Linked DNA regions of Mus musculus: regions 2 and 3 are each linked to region 1. Evidence: chromatin loops called from intact Hi-C (ENCODE). Cell type or tissue: left cerebral cortex. All regions are shown on one strand. Each heading gives the region's core, and the rest is flanking DNA. Links, peaks and the distances in the headings are about the cores only. Region 1 overlaps Cfap58 (cilia and flagella associated protein 58). Region 2 has its middle 62 kb from the start of Sorcs3. Region 3 overlaps Sorcs3 (sortilin-related VPS10 domain containing receptor 3).

The links. A loop is a pair of places that touch in the nucleus more often than their neighbours do. Peaks named below come from ENCODE experiments on the same cell type or tissue, not always from the same donor. Only the 100,000 strongest peaks of a DNase experiment are listed, where the experiment ranks them.
Region 2: it touches region 1 in a loop (2.2-fold over the local background); 2 of 42 quality-filtered maps call a loop at or near these places.
Region 3: a loop joins it to region 1, with 2.4 times the contacts of the local background. A loop is called at or near these places in 7 of 42 quality-filtered maps.

Annotation. Positions count from the first base shown.
Region 1 is chr19:47,987,064-47,993,070 of GRCm38, forward strand. Cfap58 (cilia and flagella associated protein 58) reads left to right here. Exons shown (of 18, transcript NM_001163267.1): 15 at 1,402-1,506. Among named protein-coding and RNA genes, the nearest start is that of Cfap58, 52 kb to the left of the region's middle. In left cerebral cortex, for the core only: a CTCF peak has its summit at 1,600; DNase peaks (open chromatin) are centred at 1,607 and 3,046.
Region 2 is chr19:48,141,110-48,147,116 of GRCm38, forward strand. No RefSeq gene overlaps it. Among named protein-coding and RNA genes, the nearest start is that of Sorcs3, 62 kb to the right of the region's middle. In left cerebral cortex, for the core only: a CTCF peak has its summit at 3,224 (motif pointing right); DNase peaks (open chromatin) are centred at 2,522 and 3,234.
Region 3 is chr19:48,377,958-48,383,964 of GRCm38, forward strand. All of the region lies in intron 1 of Sorcs3 (sortilin-related VPS10 domain containing receptor 3), which reads left to right. Among named protein-coding and RNA genes, the nearest start is that of Sorcs3, 170 kb to the left of the region's middle. In left cerebral cortex, for the core only: no CTCF peak of the experiment used is centred there; a DNase peak (open chromatin) is centred at 3,437.

The DNA.
Region 1 (6,007 bases), core at 680-5,679:
TGCTAGTCATCACTACCAGCTCTGCAGACAACAGTGACAGACAAAGTCTGCTTGGTCAAGACAAGGATGGACCTCTCCTTTAGTTGTACATAGCATCATGGGTATCAGAAAGAGACTGGGTAACTGACCAATTACAACGCTGAGATATATAAGTCTATAGCACAAGAAAGTTCAGGGTAAAAGTGGAAAACCACCCAAATAGGATTTCATTTTTATTTACTTTTAATGAAGAAACTATTAAAGATAATGCATTTAAAGTTGTGTAAACACAAGGCCTGAATTTTAACAACACCCAGGGCTGCCAAGTGAATTCGTGCCAAATCCTGCCCAGCTATACGGGCATCAGCTGGTGCTGTGTAAGCAGAGTTGGAGCCATGGAAATAGCCTCTTTGTTCCTCTTCTGTGCCCAGAGTGGTACAGCTTCCTAACCTGGTGCTAACGTGCATCTACCTGGGAGGTGGAGTGAAAGTCTTGCACCTGCTTTCCATCACATGACTTTATCCCATATGCTAGCACGTAGATCTTGGAAATTTCCAACTCCTTGTCGATTTCTATTTTTTTTTTTAAATGAAGGAGGTAGTTGAAAGTATCCAGTTGCTAGATTAACTCAAAGTGTCAATGTGGCTGAAAGCAAAGCTTTGGCTCCAAGTCCGGAGGACAAACGATCCACTTACACCCGTAGCTCTTCTCTGAGTAGAGTGCACACAGCTACTGAAGGAACATTAGAGCTATTCAGGTTGGTGGTTCCATTTCATTGCTAACCACCATAGCCCTGCTCTCCTACCTCCTGTTCGCAGATGCCCCACCGTGGAACCCTTCCCCGTGGTATGCTGTGTTGAACCTTCCGGTTGACAATGACTAGAGGGGCATTCCAAGGCTGAGTGGATTCAGGAAGCTATTCCTATGGAAACTGGAGATGGGAGGGAAAGCCCAGAGAACCATAATGAAAACCACAGCCTTGGCAGCAGGGCACATCTCCAATCCAGCTTAGACTCTCCCCAGCCATTGCAATTGGCTTCTCGGCTCCCGGGTTCTCCTGTCTGTAAAAGGGGAAGGCTGACGTGGTCTCACTGCTGTCATGTGATGTAAAATGTGATATCACACGGAAAGCACCAAGCATCACGCATGGTTGCATGATGACTAGGACCGTTCTTTCTGATGGAACAAACACGCTCACTTTCCATCAGTGAATCAGAGCTGCGGTGACGACTGTGGGAGACAGTGGTCTGCCCTGGGGAGCTTTGTGGCTGTGTCGTTTGCTATGCCTCTTCTCTTTGGATTTAATTCTCTATGTACTAGGTCTTCATGCGGGAAAGGCATTTGAATCAAAGAATCATTATTTGCACACGGACCATGGTGCTTTGAAACTGATGCTATCTTCCCGCTGTTCTCCTGGGACAGGCCAGCGACCCTAGCACCTTCGAGCTGATCCAGAAAATCCACACCCTGCAGAAGCGACTCATCAGCAAGACGGAAGAGGTGGTGGAAAAAGAGCTGCTTCTTCAGGTAACAGTCTCTGGGCCTGGGCTCCCCGGGCAAGCATGGCGGTCTCCAGGAGCCTTAGAATTGGTGACTTGTAGTGTTGCAAGCCCCGTCTTAAACTGTAGATGGCAACAGCGACTCACACACGGAGAACAAACAGCCTAACGAATTGTTCTTTTACTCTGCGATCACCGATATTTCAAGAATCCCAGGAAATTAAGTTCAAGGCTAGACTTACCGCAGTCGGGTAACGTGAACTTTTTTTTTTTTTCTTCCCCTCACTTTTCCTACGGTTCTATTTGTCAAATTATTTTAACTGCTTTTCTCCCTATCTTCATGTGCTGTGAAGTGCTGTGATTTCAATCTTGAAAACAGCTTTCGTATAGTGCACTCATGATCTGTCCACGGGAGGATCTGTGGGAGCGAAATGGAGAGACGTGTTTGAGGATGTGGGGGTGGGTAGGCACTGAGATGAGGTATGGGCACACGAGGGCACAGTCATGGGAAGGCTAGAGGCGGATGCTGGGCATCTTATAGGCACCCATCATAGTCTCCACAAGCAGGTTTTCTCAGTAAATCTTAATCGAGCCTCTCTGACTAGACCAGCTGGCCTATAAGCCCCCAGTATCAGCTCACTTTAACCCTCCCAGTGCCGGGTTGCAGGCATGCATAGCCTTGCCTGGGTTTTACATGGGTACCGAGGAGTCAAACCTAGGTCCTCACACTTGGGTGGGAAGAGATCTTACCCACTGAGCTATCATCTCCCCATGCTAGCTTTGAGAACTCTGGGAAGCAAATCCCGCCATTTAATCAGTCACTGCTGTAGCTGGGGCCTGGGAATTCAAGAAGGAGGCCAGGCTGGCACCAGGTGGCCTGAATTGGCTTTCTGCTTCGGCTGGCTTGCAGCTATTTGATTCTGAGTTCTCTGCACCTGAGGTTCTCAGTCTACGTTAAAGACAACAATGGAACGCATGAAAATTCATGGTTGGAGGCATTGAAAGACCTCAGCATTTCACTCAGTCCACAGGACGTATCTATTCCACAGCCTGCCACATTAACTATTGGGTGACCATTAGTGGGGGTAGGAACTTCCACTCATGTGCAAGAGGAGCCTTACCCCCCCTCTTCTACTCTGTGTTTGACCTTAGACATGTTTTCCCTAATGATGGCTGGACAGTGTACCACAGAGCAACGCAGACATCCCCGCCTGTAGTAGGCATTGCATTTTCCTCCTCTCTCAGAGATGAGCAGGATGGCAGGAAGGCAGGTTTTGGAGTGAGGAAGCACTCGTCATCAATAGTTGATGGTTCAATAGTTGGGGGAGAATCACAGACTTTTTTTTTTTTTTTCAAACATTGGTTTCTCTTTCTATAAAGCAGAGATAGCATTGTCACTCCTCATTAAGGGGACTTACCTAACCTGGTGGGTCTTGCAAAGGTAGCCAGTTAGAGCACAGGCACTAGGGACTCACCCGAGTGTGAAATGTGATTTTAAAATGTCATTATAGTGCGCCATCCCAAGGCCAGGCAGCTGGGAGCGAAGGCCTGGGACTCGAGCTCGCAGAACCCATAAGTGTGGGTTGGCCTCACTCTCTTGTCACTGGTGCTATTTTGGTACTGGTGCCACTTTGTAAAATATAAAGAGAATCAAACCTTATGTTGTATCAAAACTCAGTTTTTAAAAAATCATTTATTTTGTATTTTTTAGAGAGTTTGTCCTATATTGTATTTGGTGCCATAACTAAGAAAATGTGTATACGTGTGTACCTGTGTGTATTTATGTGCACCACATGAGTTCAGGAACCTGTGGGGACCAGAAGGCTCTGATCCCCCAGAACTGGAGTTACAGGCAGCTGTTAGCCCCCTGACGTGGCAGCTGGGAACCAACCCTTGGTCCTCTGCAAGAGCAGTAGGTGTTTCTAACTACTGAGCAATCTCTCCAGCTCCAGGCATTTATCTTTGTTATTTCTTTCCTTCTCACGCTTTGGGTTTTCCTGTTCTTCTCCCCTCCCCTCCCCTCCCCCTCCCCTCCCCTCCCCCTCCCCTCCTCTCCCCTCCCCCTTCCCCTCCCCCCTCCCCCTCCCCCCTCCCCCTCCCCCTCCCCTCCCCCTTCCCCTCCCCCCTCCCCTCCCTTCTTCTTCTCTCTCTTCTTCTCTCTCCTCTCTTTTCGTTTCACCTCCTTTCTTTCTCGGTGTTGAGGACTGAACCGTGCGTATCTGAGAAAAGAATCCTGTCACTGAACTACCCACAGCCCCTTCATTTTCTAATACAAGCATCTGAGCCCATGAAGTATGTTTTAAGTAACACTTGGGTTGCTCCCCACGGGTCTTGCTACGCACGGTGCTTCTATTTAGTTGCAGAGCTTGTCTTCTTTAAGAATTACTCCTCCATGGAGAAGAAGTCAGAAGGATCCCCACTTCTCCTCTCAGGAGGATGAAAGTGGACTCTGAAGGGCTTCAGATTCCATGCATATCTGGGTTAAACGTTCCTTCGGATCTTTTCCTTTTCACTGAGGACTGCAGTAGATATACTCTTTAGAATCCAATACTGGCTTTGAGCATAAGCGATCTTGTAGAATTAACTGATCCCTGGGGTTAGAAAAAGATACAAGCGTTTTATATGCTCTAAACCCACAGAGATCCACCTGCCTCTGCCATCCACTTCTGCCTCTCCAGTGCTGGGATTAAAGGTGCACGCTGTCTTGCCCAGTTTGACGGCTTACTATTGTGTTATTTATTTATTTATTTTTAGCTTCCAATACATTTTTGGTATGATCATGAGGTGAGCAAAAGGGTAGAATTTTCATTCTTCTCTGGGGGAATTATTTCTTCAATATTATATGGAAACTCTCACAAGAATGCTAAAAATTCATCTAGTATTAATATAGCTCTATCAGCAGCGTTCTTTAAAATGATATATTTATATTTTTGAATTTTGGGGTTTCTTTGTATTTTGGGAAAATCCCTTGTTTTTTAAAAAAAAATCTGGCCCTGTTTATGTTTTGGCTAATGCTCTTTTTCATCAGTCAGTCAGTCTGTCTGTGTGCATGTGCGTGTATGGATCATGTATATCGGACTGCAGACAAGCATTCTATAACGTTGTATGGCAGTCACAGGACAGTAGGGAGTTTTCTCCTCCTACCGTAGGATCCACAGTGGATCTCGGGTCATTTGTTTGGGGATCTATGCACCTAAATCTGTTTCCGTTGGGTTCCCTAGGCCATGTTGCTTGCTTAGAGTGTTATCTTTATGCCAAGCTCCTAACTTGGGGCTCTTTGGACCATTTAACACACGTTGGGATCCTAGACATGTGACAGGAGGTTGGTAGATCTCCATTCCCAGAGGAACTATATTTTTTTCCAAGGAGAGCTCAAGAGATATGGATTTCCCAGTGGGTTTCCTGGCTAAGGTGGGGAATTTATTTCTATCTTTTTGCTTTTTTTGTGACTCTTATATGAAGGGGGTCTCAGTCACGACTTTCCAGTTTACACAAACCCAGACCCTCACCCCTGTCCTCCTGTGGCCTCTCAATTCCAGGCCTCTTAGTGAGTGTCCCCTCGAGGAATGACTGCCATATGTCACTGCTCACTCCTTCAAACACAGTTTACCTTTGGATTTTGACATTTGAGCAAACCACAGACAGACTGCTTTGTGGTAAAAATATGGGCTACTTTGTTTATAGAGTATCTAATGTTTTATAAACACCAGAGGTCAATATGTCAGATTATTTTTGGTATGTAGTTTGATATCTGGTCGTCAATAGGAACTGTGTTGGTTTGAGTGAGAAATGTCCCCCCAGAGGCTCAGGCATGTGAACACTTGGCTTTCAGTTGGCAGCACTGTTAGGAGCGAGAGGTTTAAGAGGCACAGCCTTGCCGGAGGAAGTATGTCACAGGAGGCGGGCTTTGAGAGCCCGCAGCTTCATCCCACTTCCGGTTTTCTTTCTCCACTCTGTGTTTGCAGGTGAAGATGCGATCTTCCTGTTCCCTGAGCCTGTCTCCAAGCCTGTTTCTTGCCTGACATGCCTGCCAGTCATTATAGACTCTTATCCTTCTAGAGCTATAAGCCCAAATAAACTCTTCCTTCTTTAAGTTGGTCATGGTCATAGCCAACAGAAAACTAATATAAAAGTTTCAACTCTTCTCTTCCCCATCTGTAAATCTGAAGCAATAATAATAATTGTCTACATCCAAGTTGAGAAGAGCATTCAGTTATCATTAACAATGACATCATTAACATTGATAATTTTATTAATAATACTGCTGTCTGTCAGCAAGCAGTTCTTATAGATTTTCAAAGTCTCACTTTTTTTTTTGAGAAATCCCTTATTTAGTCTTTTATGATTGGCTGCTATAAAGTTCCTCTTAGCAGTCATGTATCCACAGACGACAAGCCGTGATACGCTGGCAAAGCAGGAAGTGCTCCAAGGATTGGCCATTCTCTTAGCTTTATGTGTTTCATTAACCGATTAGAAAAGTTCTCAGCACTTACAGGAGAAATTCTTTACAATTTCGAAGATTTGTGGTT
Region 2 (6,007 bases), core at 331-5,330, 150 kb after region 1:
TGGACTTAAGACCCACTCAACAAGAGGGAACCTGTGCCTGGTACTGGAAATCTGTCAGCTTCCCAGGGCCGGTGAAATCATGGGAGCTTGGAGAAGAACCTACAACCACCACCTGACGAAACCAGCACAATCCCTGACAACATTCAAAACATTTATCTTTATATGAGCAGATAAATGTAGTCTTCACCCCTCATCAAGGAAACTTCTGTTGGCAACAGATGGAGACCATTACAGAAAACTGTAACCAATCAAATACAGAGTTGTGGATCCCAGTCCTAGTGGCTACATCTACAAAGCAGCTCTTGAACCTAAGGCTCAGAGAGCATGGCAGAAGAGAGGGCAGAGAGACTGTAAGAGCCAGAATATCAGGTGGTTTGCCGTGAGATTGTGTCCTCTCCTGGTGTCAAAAGTTATGCCCATAAAATCTTACCATCATGACTGCCTAAACGTGAGATGAACAAGATCAATAGCCACAGAGGTGCCAAAGTGGATGTGCGAAAGGCTACAAGCACTCTTTAAGGATGGAGGTGAAGGGTGTGAAGAATGTGGGAGTTAGGTTTTTAAAAACAAGCCATTCTACAAGTGAATGGCTGAATCTGTTTTTGCAACAGATCCCAGAGATAAGGTATTGAAAAATCAGTGCCAGGGGCCGCAACTTACTTCGGCCATGACCACTATAGGGCACCACAGTGTGGATCTCAGAGCACCTGCTCAGATGCACTGATGTCGTAAAGATAGATGCCAATCTACCCTTTTTCACTTTGAGCCAGGGCCTCCAGTTCCCGATGCTCATCAGCCAGTCCTGTCTGCAATGAGCCTTGAAACACAGAGCCACCAGACACAAAGCTCTGGTCTGCAGATGCTCCTGTCTGTCACAGCTAACCTACTGGCACACTGAGCTGGGTGGGACTTCTGATCTCTGCTTGGAGCTGGTTGATGAAACTGATGTGTGCTGCAATGTCCCAGAGCTGGCAGGACCACGGTCAGATCACTCTTTGAACATGGCAACGTGAAGGATGGAGCTCATGTTTATTCTGTGGTTTCAAAGGCATCTATGCAATGGTTAAGAGCACAGAGACGTTAAATGTACAAAGGGCTTGGTGGAGACCGGATGAGATGGGCACAGTCAGGTCTCATTATCAGAGGAAAAACTGTATTCTTTTCCATGCTCAGATGCCTAGCTTAAAGGATCCCAAGGCATAGGTAAAATTCAGGAAGTCTCAATTTGTATTGAAATTTGGGAAGCATTGCCTTATGCTAACGACGTTTTTGTTAAGAATATGGTCTTCTTTTCATCACCAGATTGTCCCTTAAATTAGTTGAAGCCTGGAGGCCTTAAATTAAAAGCAAGAACTTACAATGTGGCAGATTGAATTTAGGTTCGTGTGCTGTGTATGAAATATAAGAGTGGCTTTTGAAAACATAATTTAAAATGAATAGTGGGTTCTGTATGCAAGGCAGCAGGCTCTTGAATGTCTGACTGCTTGAGTCAAAAGCCCGGTATTTTGAAAGGTAGATATCTCCACCCAGCCCCTGCCTCCTCCAGGTGAGCCTGCACTGGAAAAGCCACTTTGAAATATGTGCTAATGGCATGGCATTGGATAAGAGTCGGCTCCTAAATGTCTTCGTTGCTCACCCTGGCCAAGGTGTATCTAACTCCTTGGGGTCCAACTCCCTTTTCGGCTACTAACAAGCCAGGTGTCTGTGAAGGTGAGAACAGGGCACTCTAATACTCTGGGCTTCACATCCCAGTTCTTTTTGGCTGGGCCTGAGAATCTGTGGGCAACAACACTGAAGCTTTCTTTGGCTTTGTTCATACATAGTACATAATCCATGCTGTCTGGGCAAAGGGCAGCTCAGATCAGAGCCCCCCCCCTTCTTCACCCCAAGCACACAGAATGAGCCAGGACCTTTAAAAAGACTGATTCTTAGTACGTGGCTGGAACCCCATAGAAGTCTTTACATAATTGGTCTTGTGGTGATGCCTACGAACTACCTGATAGAATTATCCATGTTCAGTTTTATACTCTGCCTAATAACAGAGAAGAGCCAAGACTCACAGGGGACAGGGGCAAGGTCCCCAGGCTGGGGTGAAGATGGCAAACAAGCTGCATCTGAGTGGGAAGTGCCAGGACTGCAAACATTTACTGAAACTAAAGGCCGCCAGCTCCCCTGTTAACTCATTCATTCACGGATGCTGTAATAGGTTCAGGGCTATAAAGGCAAGATTAGGACTAATTCTCTTAATCCTAGACCCTCGACTTCCAACCCAGCTCCTCTCCCTTTGCAGTGCAGTTCCCAGCCTCTGCCTTCCAGTTCCCCTGGGTTGGGGTTGGGGGTAGGGGTGGGAGTGGGGGATGGGGGATGCCAACACCCCCACCATTCTGCCTCACCACTTGCAGCATTTTGTCATTGACATTTTCTCCAGTACATTTTTTTTGGTACGACAATGAGTGACATATGGGGGCCTCCTTGTCAGATACAAAGTATCTCAAATGTATCCTTGCTGCCATCTTGCCTGACTCATTCTGTGATTACACAAGTTTGGATGACTAGGCAAGGAATCAGGGCAGAAGCAATTACAGACACAACCAAGATCCCGTCTCTAACTCCCTTAGTCTCTCCCTCCCTTCTTCCCCTCCTCATGCTCTCTCCTTCCCTCCTTTCCTTTCTCTTTCCTTTCTCTTTCCTCTCCCCCTTTCTCCTCCTTATCCTCTCTCCTCCTTCTCTCCTCCTCTAACTCTCCTTTTAACTTTTTTTTCTTTTCTTTTTTTTTTTTTTTGCCTCTCCTGAGACAGGTTTTCCTGGTGCATCCCTGACTGGCCTCAAGCTTGCCGTCCTCCTCCCTCAGCCTCCCAGCTGCTGGCAATGCAGGCCTGTGTCAGCACACCTTTATAATAGATGTTTCTGTTTTTCTTTCCTTTTTCTAAAGCATCCAAAGGTCCTTATGTCTTTCACTCTATTCTGCCACACTGCAGTGGGATGGTCGGGCAAGAACCCATTTTAACCAGTGGAAATCTAAGACTTAGAGAAATTGAAGAGTAAGGATTTTAACCAGAAATCCTTCTCTGCAGGGGGTGGGTCTGTATCTGTCCTTAAGACTGGCACCTAGTACTTCAGACTCTCCTTGGCAGAGTCTGAGAGCTGCCTTCTAGGTTCCAGAGTTCAAAACAAGCATTCATTTCTCCAAGGCCTTTCTCTGCTGGCTGGCTAGATGTGAGCACAAGGGGGCACCAAAGGGTTTCTGTTCCTTCTCTGTGCTGGGTTTCTGGCTTTTTCTTCTGGCTTGTAAGGAAATTCACAATGAAAAGGAGACACTTGTGTGACTCAGGAGGAGGGAAGACCTTAGAGATAATAAATACTCCCTCCCCTTTAAAAAGGAGCTTCGTCACCCTGTGAATGTTGACCCTTTCCTTAAGACGCAAAGGAAAAAGGCAAACTAGGGTATGCCAGCAAGTCATACGCAGAGTGGAGACAGAACATCAAATCTGGACGATGCTCAGGAGGACCTCAGTGGAATGAAGATCATACAAGGAAAGAGTGTGTGTTCCCTTCCTTACACCATGGGCCATGGGGGGGGTGGGTCATCAATCTTACAGTATCCCAACAGTTGCTGTTGCAGAGCCCACAGAGACTGGGGTGGCAGAGAGAGAGAGAGAGAGAGAGAGAGAGAGAGAGAGAGAGAGAGAGAGAGAGAGAGAGAGAGAAGAGGAGAGGAGAGAGAGAGGAGAGAGAGAGGAGGGAGAGAGGAGGGAGAGAGGAGAGAGAGGAGAGAGAGAGGAGAGAAAGAGAGGAGAGAGAGGAGAAAGAGGAGAGAGAGGAGAGAGAGAGGAGAGAGAGAGGGGAGAGAGAGGAGAGAGAAAGGAGAGGACAGAGAGAGAGAGAGAGGAGAGAGAGAGAGGGGAGAGAGAGAGAGGAGAGAGGGAGGGATGAATGTAAGGTATGGGCTTAGCTAAGCTGGCTAACTACCAGTGGGTTTATACCAGTAGTATGAGATGGAAAATGACCCAGGTTTAGCTGCATGGTGCTAATGTTATTGGGAATAGTTGTTGGGTAGCACTGTGGGGTGATGGGGAGGGTTCCCACTCTTTTAGCTTTGGTGGAATTTCAGTAATATGAACTCTACTTGGAGAAGCCCAGTGGGCACCTGAACTTATACACTCGTGTTCTAGGGAGCAGCCAGGCCAGAGGTATAAATCTGATACTTCCATATTGGGAGGGTTTATCTTGGTTGCTGGTTTCGCAAGATGTATATACTCACCTTGAGAACAAAGACCATGTCAGATGTGTGAGAGGTTTTGTAGATTAGGCTGTGGTGGATAGACCCTAAATGTAGACCTATTCCATACCATAGCCTGGGGTTCGCAGGCCAAGTAAAATGGAAAACATAGGCTTAGCAGCAGCCTTCATCTCCTAAAGGAACCTGGTTGAAGATGCTGCCTGCCCAGCTGCTCCATGCTCCTGCCTGCAGGTTGTCCTTGCTGTGATAGACTGCGACCTTGAACTTTGAGCCCAAATAAACCCTCCTTTTCTTAAGTTGTCTGTCGGGTGTTTTGTCATAGCAAAGGATGTAACAGATGGGCGTGGTCTCTTAACCCTTGTCAGCCCTCTATTTCAGATGTTATCCTTCCCAGCTCACAGATTGCAAGAGTAAGGCTAAGAGAGGAGCAGGTGACATCATTTCAAAGTAGTAGAACTGGGGATTAACTTGGGTCTGTGTGGTCCAGGTATCTATCTCTAAGCTGCCTCTCTGTTTCTTCCCTGACCCAACTCCATTGCAGAGAAAGAAGGCTGGGCTCACTCAGAGCCCCCTCAGGCATCTGCTTGGTATGGATCAGTTGAGGTGTCTGAGCCCTCCTTCCTTCCATGATCCCTCACAGATTACCTTCCATGTGCCCCTGCTAGAAACTGCTCTAACCAAATAAGCCCCATTTTCCCAACTAAACAGTGGATTCTTAGGGATGGAAAAAAATTATACACTTCTATCAGTTCATGTAGGTTCCATACAACATGTGGTGGAGGCTCAGAGAACAAGAGTCTGGGGGATGCTTCCTTGGTCCTTCCTCACAGCGCTAGCCAGGACCCTTTTCTGTCCACTTCTAGAATAATCAAGTATGAGAGCAAGAAGTCAGGGTCTGAACCCGATTCATTTTGGACAGCCCATGGGGCAGATGTAGAACATGAGGGTCACTTGTCTCTGGCAAACTTGAAGTCCAAGGATGGAGCTGATCTTGGAACCCAGGCAGATACAAAGAGCATTGTACCTTTAGAATGACAGGACGCGGAACATCGGAGGCCTGAGAACAGGAAGTTCAGGAGTACACCTAGCTCTGTGTCTTGTATTTGTAGGGGACCTTCAGCGCTTCAAGGCAGTGGAATTGCTCTATTTCAGACTGAAGAATTCTGTAAAGAAAGTCAGGGGCCAGGCAAGGTTAGTGGGGCATTAAAGCAGCCTCGCTGCAAATCCTACGTGAGGGGCAGGGAGACTTTGGACTTTCTTGAGCTTATCTCACGGGAACCTGATTCTCTGTCCTTGGTGGATGTCCTCCGTTCTGCTGGTCTGGGGCTCACGTTCAGGGTAAGAGATATAATCAAAGCCCCTGGTGGACATGGGCTTTGAATACTCCTAGAGCAATAAGTTAGTTTAATCATGTAGGTTGGTGGCACAGGCCTGACTCCAGCATCGGAAATTATAGTCTAAGCTTCTTGCCTCCTCTCCTGGGGCTGCTACAGGCTCCCATTGGTGTTTTTCATCTGCTGAGGTACGGTTAGAACAACCACAGCTAGAGATTGTGCTTTGATGATACTGAGGGCATCCGGGGGAGCCACACAAAAAGTGAGTCCTATGTTGGATTTGGAGGAGAAGAGGAATGGGAGAAGTTCCAGAGGAGAAAGTAGAGCCTGTGACAGCTTCTAAAGAGGCAAGGAAGACAGGGCATGCTTGGTACACAGCTGAGTGACCTGGCTCTCTCTCCTTTCATAGGTTACCTTGGCATAGACTACATGG
Region 3 (6,007 bases), core at 739-5,738, 390 kb after region 1:
TATCAATTGACATTGCCCAGGGCACTCCATGCTTTCCACTTCCCTGTGTTTTCCTGTTCTTCGCCCCTGTTTTTTAAAACAGTGAAAATTTCTGAGCACATTGAAAGGACCAGCATGCTGGGCAGCAACGGGAGCCTTTCCTTTTCCTTTCAAGAGAAATAGAGACGACTAGAGCTTGCTCTCATGCCAGCTAACATTTCCCAACTCTGTCTCTGTGCCAAGCACTGGATTAGCGGTTTACTGTGACTTCCTTTTGTATTCTCCCTTCAGCCTGTGAAGTGGGTGCACCTGTGTGTTTCCTGAGGCAGAAGGGCATGGGGCACAGATCACAGAGCTATGTGCGGGAATCTCAGCCAAAGGCTCCTTGATGTCATTTACAGGTTTTGTTTTCCCCTGACCACTTCGTATTTAGTTTCCGGGGAGTATTCCTTCTTGTTTAATTAGTATGTCGGATCACATCAGTCCTTTGTTGCCTGACTCCCATGCTTGCTCAGCCCATGGATCGTGATCACTGGGCCCCCGTGGGCACTCCTGCTCATCTTAGGTGTGTTCTGTTTCTCCTTCAAGGCGAGGAGCCCAGGAGGTTAAGGTCCATCCCGTGTCCTGACAGTATCATCTTCCATCAGGTGAAGGCACTGCCTTACCCAGGCATGCCTGAGCTACCCGGTGGTGGATATCAGTGTAGGAGAAAGCTGAAAGGTGAGTCACTGCAGGAGCACAAGGAGGTAGCTCAAAGTCTGTGTCATGTCATATTGAGTAGGATCCTGGTCAAATCGCACTTCGTGTCACTTGGGATTCTGTTAGTTAGAGACCACTAGAGAAGTTTCCCAATGCTAACAAGGCCAGCCCTTGGGTCTGCTGAGCAATGGGTGTGTGGTACACCGAGCCCTGGCAGTGAGGCTAGGCCTCTTACCCTAGAGGTGCCTCAGCCCTCATCCCATGTTTGTATCACTAGTGTTTTCGGAAGGTTGTCTACCCTGCCCCTGTGCATTAATTTCTGGAGGGACCCAGAAGTTTCTGATTAATTGAATTGCTGGGCTTCTGTAAAAAAAGACAGACTACCCAGGATGCCATCTTTATCTCTGGCTTTCTTTGCAGGCACTGTGCAGTGGGGTGGTGTAGCTCAGGCCTATGTAAAGGAAGTACCCTTGGTACTACCCACACCTTAGTAGAGCCTTGAGGAACGACACGTGGCCCAGGCCCAGTTGCAGAGAACACAGCTGCCAGAGTTAGAGGCAAGACCTGGGCTCTAGCCTAGGCACACAGCTGCCTTCTTGCCCAGACTTTAAGGTCCTTGTGTGCTTAGCTCTATCTCTGTTGTGGAGTAGCATGTATCCTGCTTCACAAGCCCAAAATAAGTTGGCTCTGTCTTGAACTTCAGCTAGCCTCAGTATCTTCAGCTCCCTGAAATCAGGTGGGCAGAACTTTGAAGGGTCCACATTTCCAAGCATGCTCCAGGCAAGACCTAGCCAAGGGGAAGAATTGCTCTGTACCAGGAGTTTCCTCTTCAGTAAGTAAAGTGTGGCTTCTAGGTGAGGGGCTATGCTCACCCTGTCTGTGTGCAGCTTCCAGCAGCAGCGCTCAGGACTTTTCCTTCCTCCACTTCTTCTCTTTCTTTCCTTCTTCCTTTGAAGGAGGAAGCAAGGGCAGACAAAAGGGCACTGAAGATGATGGGCATCTTGCCTGTGGAACCCAGCTCTGCTTGACCCCGATGCCCACGCCATTCTTCATGCTAAGTCTTGCACTCTGTGAGGTTCTTTCTACCCCCTAAAGCTTGCCTTGAGCTTTCCAGTCCATAATACCCTTGGTGCCTCCCCTTCCTGTTTCCATTGACATTTTTCATTTCATTGATTAGGGCATCTGTTGTACTATCTTGAGTAATTCAGCATATTTGGAGAATTTAGGTTGCTCTGTCTACCCGGACATATACACAGTGTTTACACAGTTTCACTTGTGTGTTCATGGACACTTAGGATGTCTACTGTATTGGTTGTCCACACATGGCTGTCCTATGTCTTCCTCCACCCCATGTATTTATGTTACTGTGCTTAGATATAAACAGGACCTATTCTTTCAGCCCATTCTTATCTAGCCAGCAATGAGCATCTGATCTAAATGAAGTCTACAGGGAATCTCTTTCTGGGTCTAGGAGATTGGGAGTTAGCACAATACCCTGGTGAGCAAGCCATCTGCTACATATAGGCAGCACCCAAGGATTTCCCTGTTGACCTGGATGGTAGATGAAGGTAAAGTTTTCTCTCAAACTGCAGAAAGCTGGGCCTTCAACTCCAGTCCCTGTGATTGTCCCATCCAAAGTCACAATGGTTGCCTTATCTTTGAATCCTATATGACCTCTTGCCTGTATGGACTCGAATCCATGCATCCCTATACTCTCTGGCTTATGTTGGTCTCTGAGGCTCTTGTCATCTACAGAAAGAGCCTAACTCAAGATGCCTTTGATACCCACCAGTGTGATGTAGTGATAGTTCTCACCTTGACCAATGATGAGTGTTCATTTGGAATTTTACTGAGGTTTGAACATTGAACAACCCTGGCTTCCAAGTTGTGATTCAGGAGCCATCACGATATCAGTCTGCCTTAGTCAGTCAGGTGTTCACAGCTCAAGAGACGATGCTTTTCACTGGTTGTTGTTTACACAGTTGCTTTGGGTGATATGCTTAAAACAAAAGGAAATAAAACTAAATCTGAATTTAGTGTCTGTGTAGAAATATACACCAAAGCTGGGGATAAAATTAGTGAAAACTGGAAAGGTTAGTAGCTTTGGGATAATTATTGATAGAGATGTGATTGGTAAGACAGCTAGGGGAACACACTTGTTATAGTTAAGATTTGTGGATCTGCAAGACTCTGACTTGATAATTTCAAAGTACTGTACTTCTTGTTGGCTTATAGAATGCAGATTGCTTAGCTAGCCAGGCCTCCAGTACCTTCAATCAATTCATGAGCAGTGGCAACTAGAATCTGCATTTAAACATAATTTAGAAAAAGATTTATTTCTGAAGTGGTTCATAAACTATATCAAGGGATGCTTACCACAGCATTCTTCTAAGCCATCTGCTTGTTTGTCATCCATTTCTCTGTTATCTATCTATCTATCTATCTATCTATCCATCTACTCTATTGAACTATCATCAATCCACCTATCTACATATCTACTTATTTTCCTCTCATACATATCTCTCTGCACCCACTGTCTCTTTCTCTTCCTGACTCTCCTTCACCTGCCCACATTCTCATGTTTGTTCACCTCTCTGAGTAAGTGCCCCACAGCTCCTCCTTTATATCGGCAGCACCTAAAAAATGTTGGCACATTTTAAATCCCTTGAAAATGCTTGCTGCTTGACTACTCCTTTGGTAATTTTGGGCTTAGGTTTTTTCTTGGCACTGAATTGCACCCCATACTCCCCACATCAGTACACTGGAGAGTGGACAGCAGGTGTGTCCCATATCCACCCCCTACTCATGTGGAGCCTACTCTTTTGAGTCAAAGCTCTAAATTTAGGAGAAAAACTAGCCCCCTCCAGGCCTGTCAGGTTAGGTAGTCAGGAGGAAGAAGAAACTATGATTCCAACCCCAAGGGATTCAGGTTTTAGAAGCATGGAAAAGCAGGCAGGGAGCCCGAAATGTCAGGGCCCTCCTCCCCAGGGAGCTGAGGTTGCCTAGGCCATGGTTTCTTGTGTCTTCCTTAAGTGCTGTGTTTAGAATAGGATGTTGCCTTGAGTTTGAATCTGTGGTCCTTGAGGATTTTGTTGGGTTCACTTTGAAGTTGGCCTTGAGATTCCAGGTGAAGTTCTCGCAGGTACCTCAGCTGCCATGGTAACTTCATTGGTGCTGAAAATGTGGAGTTAATTGATAGCTTCTAATCAAGAAGGAGGTGAAATTTGAAACCGTGGGAAGAATCAGTCTGATCGTTTGAAGCAAGAATATATTATGAGTTGCTATTTACATATCATGAGATTTTCCTTACTTAATTCTTTTAGGTTCTGTTTCATACCTGAAAGAAAAGGGAGTAGCGATGTCACACATCATCAGACAGCTGCAGGTTTAAATGAGATAATCGGTGACTTCTAGCTTACTGCCACTATTATTATTATTATTATTATTATTATTATTATTATTATTATTATTAGCTAGAATCTTATGCATGTTTACATATAAGCAAATGTTTGTAGACATCCATTATTACCAGACAGGGTTATATTTGTTTATTTACCAATGGAAAAAAATCAAGAAACTCAAAACTTCTGTCAGATATCTCAGGATATTGTGAGAAAATACACATTTATGTTATACTGCGAGAGGAAGTTACAGTGTTAGAGTACCCTGATTCTCACACAAAGGAACAAGAGAATCTCTGACAAGAAGTGGGATGGTCTTGTTGGAAGAAGTAATTTTAATTTGGGGCTTAAAAGGTTGGGGGCAATTTTTCCAGTGTGACAGGAACATGAGTAGGGCTGAAATAAAAAGAACAATTTATTAGGTAGCTTGACAGAAAATGTTCGAAGTTAATGACTTGAACTCCGTCTTGATCTTGTGACTTAAATAGCAATATCAAGAGTACAGATGCCCTTAATATTTCCCCTGTGGCTTTACAGCATTGGTGGTACTCTCTGGTCTTCTATTGTACTCTTTTAGATTTTAATGCCTCCCTATACTCTTTATTGAGGCAGCCACAAAGATGTCATCTGGTTTCAAAGGGAAGGATGTTCCTACTACCCGCTCCCAGTACAAGATGTGTTGAGGTCAAATTTATAAGATACCTTACTACTAATAAAGTTCTTTCTATTTTCTTAGTGTACTGGAAACTCTTAGAATGGTAATAAAGTATGTGCCACCCCCCCCCCCCCCAAAGGATAGGGGCATAGGATGGGAGACACCAGGGAATATGGTGAGCCACAGATGTCACGATCAGTGTGGGTTAGGGTGATGAGGATTGTGTTACTGCGGGAACAGAGGATGTCTGGGTACTGGCAGGCAGTGTGTGGTGTGGAGATGTGCCTATGTACACATTTTTGGGGTCAAGTGGGGTGATGTTGTTTGTCTTCTATGTGCATATTGGTAAAGCCAAGGAAACCTGAACAGGTGAAGATCAAATCTGCTGCCACCATGCCTCTGTGAGGCAGAGAGGTCCCAGGGTTCTAAAGCAAGCGGTTCATTGTAGATGCCCTTCCAACACAGCAGAGCTCTGCCATGAGGTCTCCTACATTCACCCAGGACGATCAGGCGTTACCAGGCAGAGACAGTGCTCTTAGGCCTTTCTTTTCTCTTCTGTTTTGGCATAGGAGGTAGCACTGAACCTCAAGGTTTGGAGGAATTGCTAATGATTTTTAGTACAGTAAGAGCCTTTGGTGGGGGAAAATAAAGCATGGGTTTGGATATCACCAACCGACCTACTTCTTACCTGTCCATCCTTCACATGGCAGAGGGTCTCTGTGAAGGAAGAAACATGTCTAACCTATCAAAGCTTTGGAGCCAAGCTGGGTACATAGTAGATGTCCAAGCTTGTTTGAGTGAAGTAACCTAAACAAAGGTCACTTATTCTCAAGGTGAAGGGAAGATGTCCTGAATTCCTTGGGGGGTACTCTGTCAGCCTGGCACAAGGCTCAGTGTCATTGTTTCCCTTTGAACTTAGCCCTTCATTTTGTCTCCACATCTGATCGTCTCCTTCCTCCGAAGCAGGATTTTGACCTGTCCTCTCCTCTGCTTCCGCACCTAGTGGTGCGGAATAGATCTGAGATGCGCTCTTAGATCTGAGGTGTCTGTAATTTGAAGCACACCTTGTGAGCTTTGCATCATAGAGGGAGTTGGTCGGAACCCTGTGTCAACATGAAGGAAGGCCTGATTTTGTTTTCTCTCTTTTCTTCTTCTTCTTAAGTATCCCTGGTATGAGCTCTTGCTGTAGCTAAGATACATGAAGAACCTATTTCTTCAGAGATATTTTGTAGAAGATAGATTCTCAGGACTGTGACCATGGATTCTTGGAGAA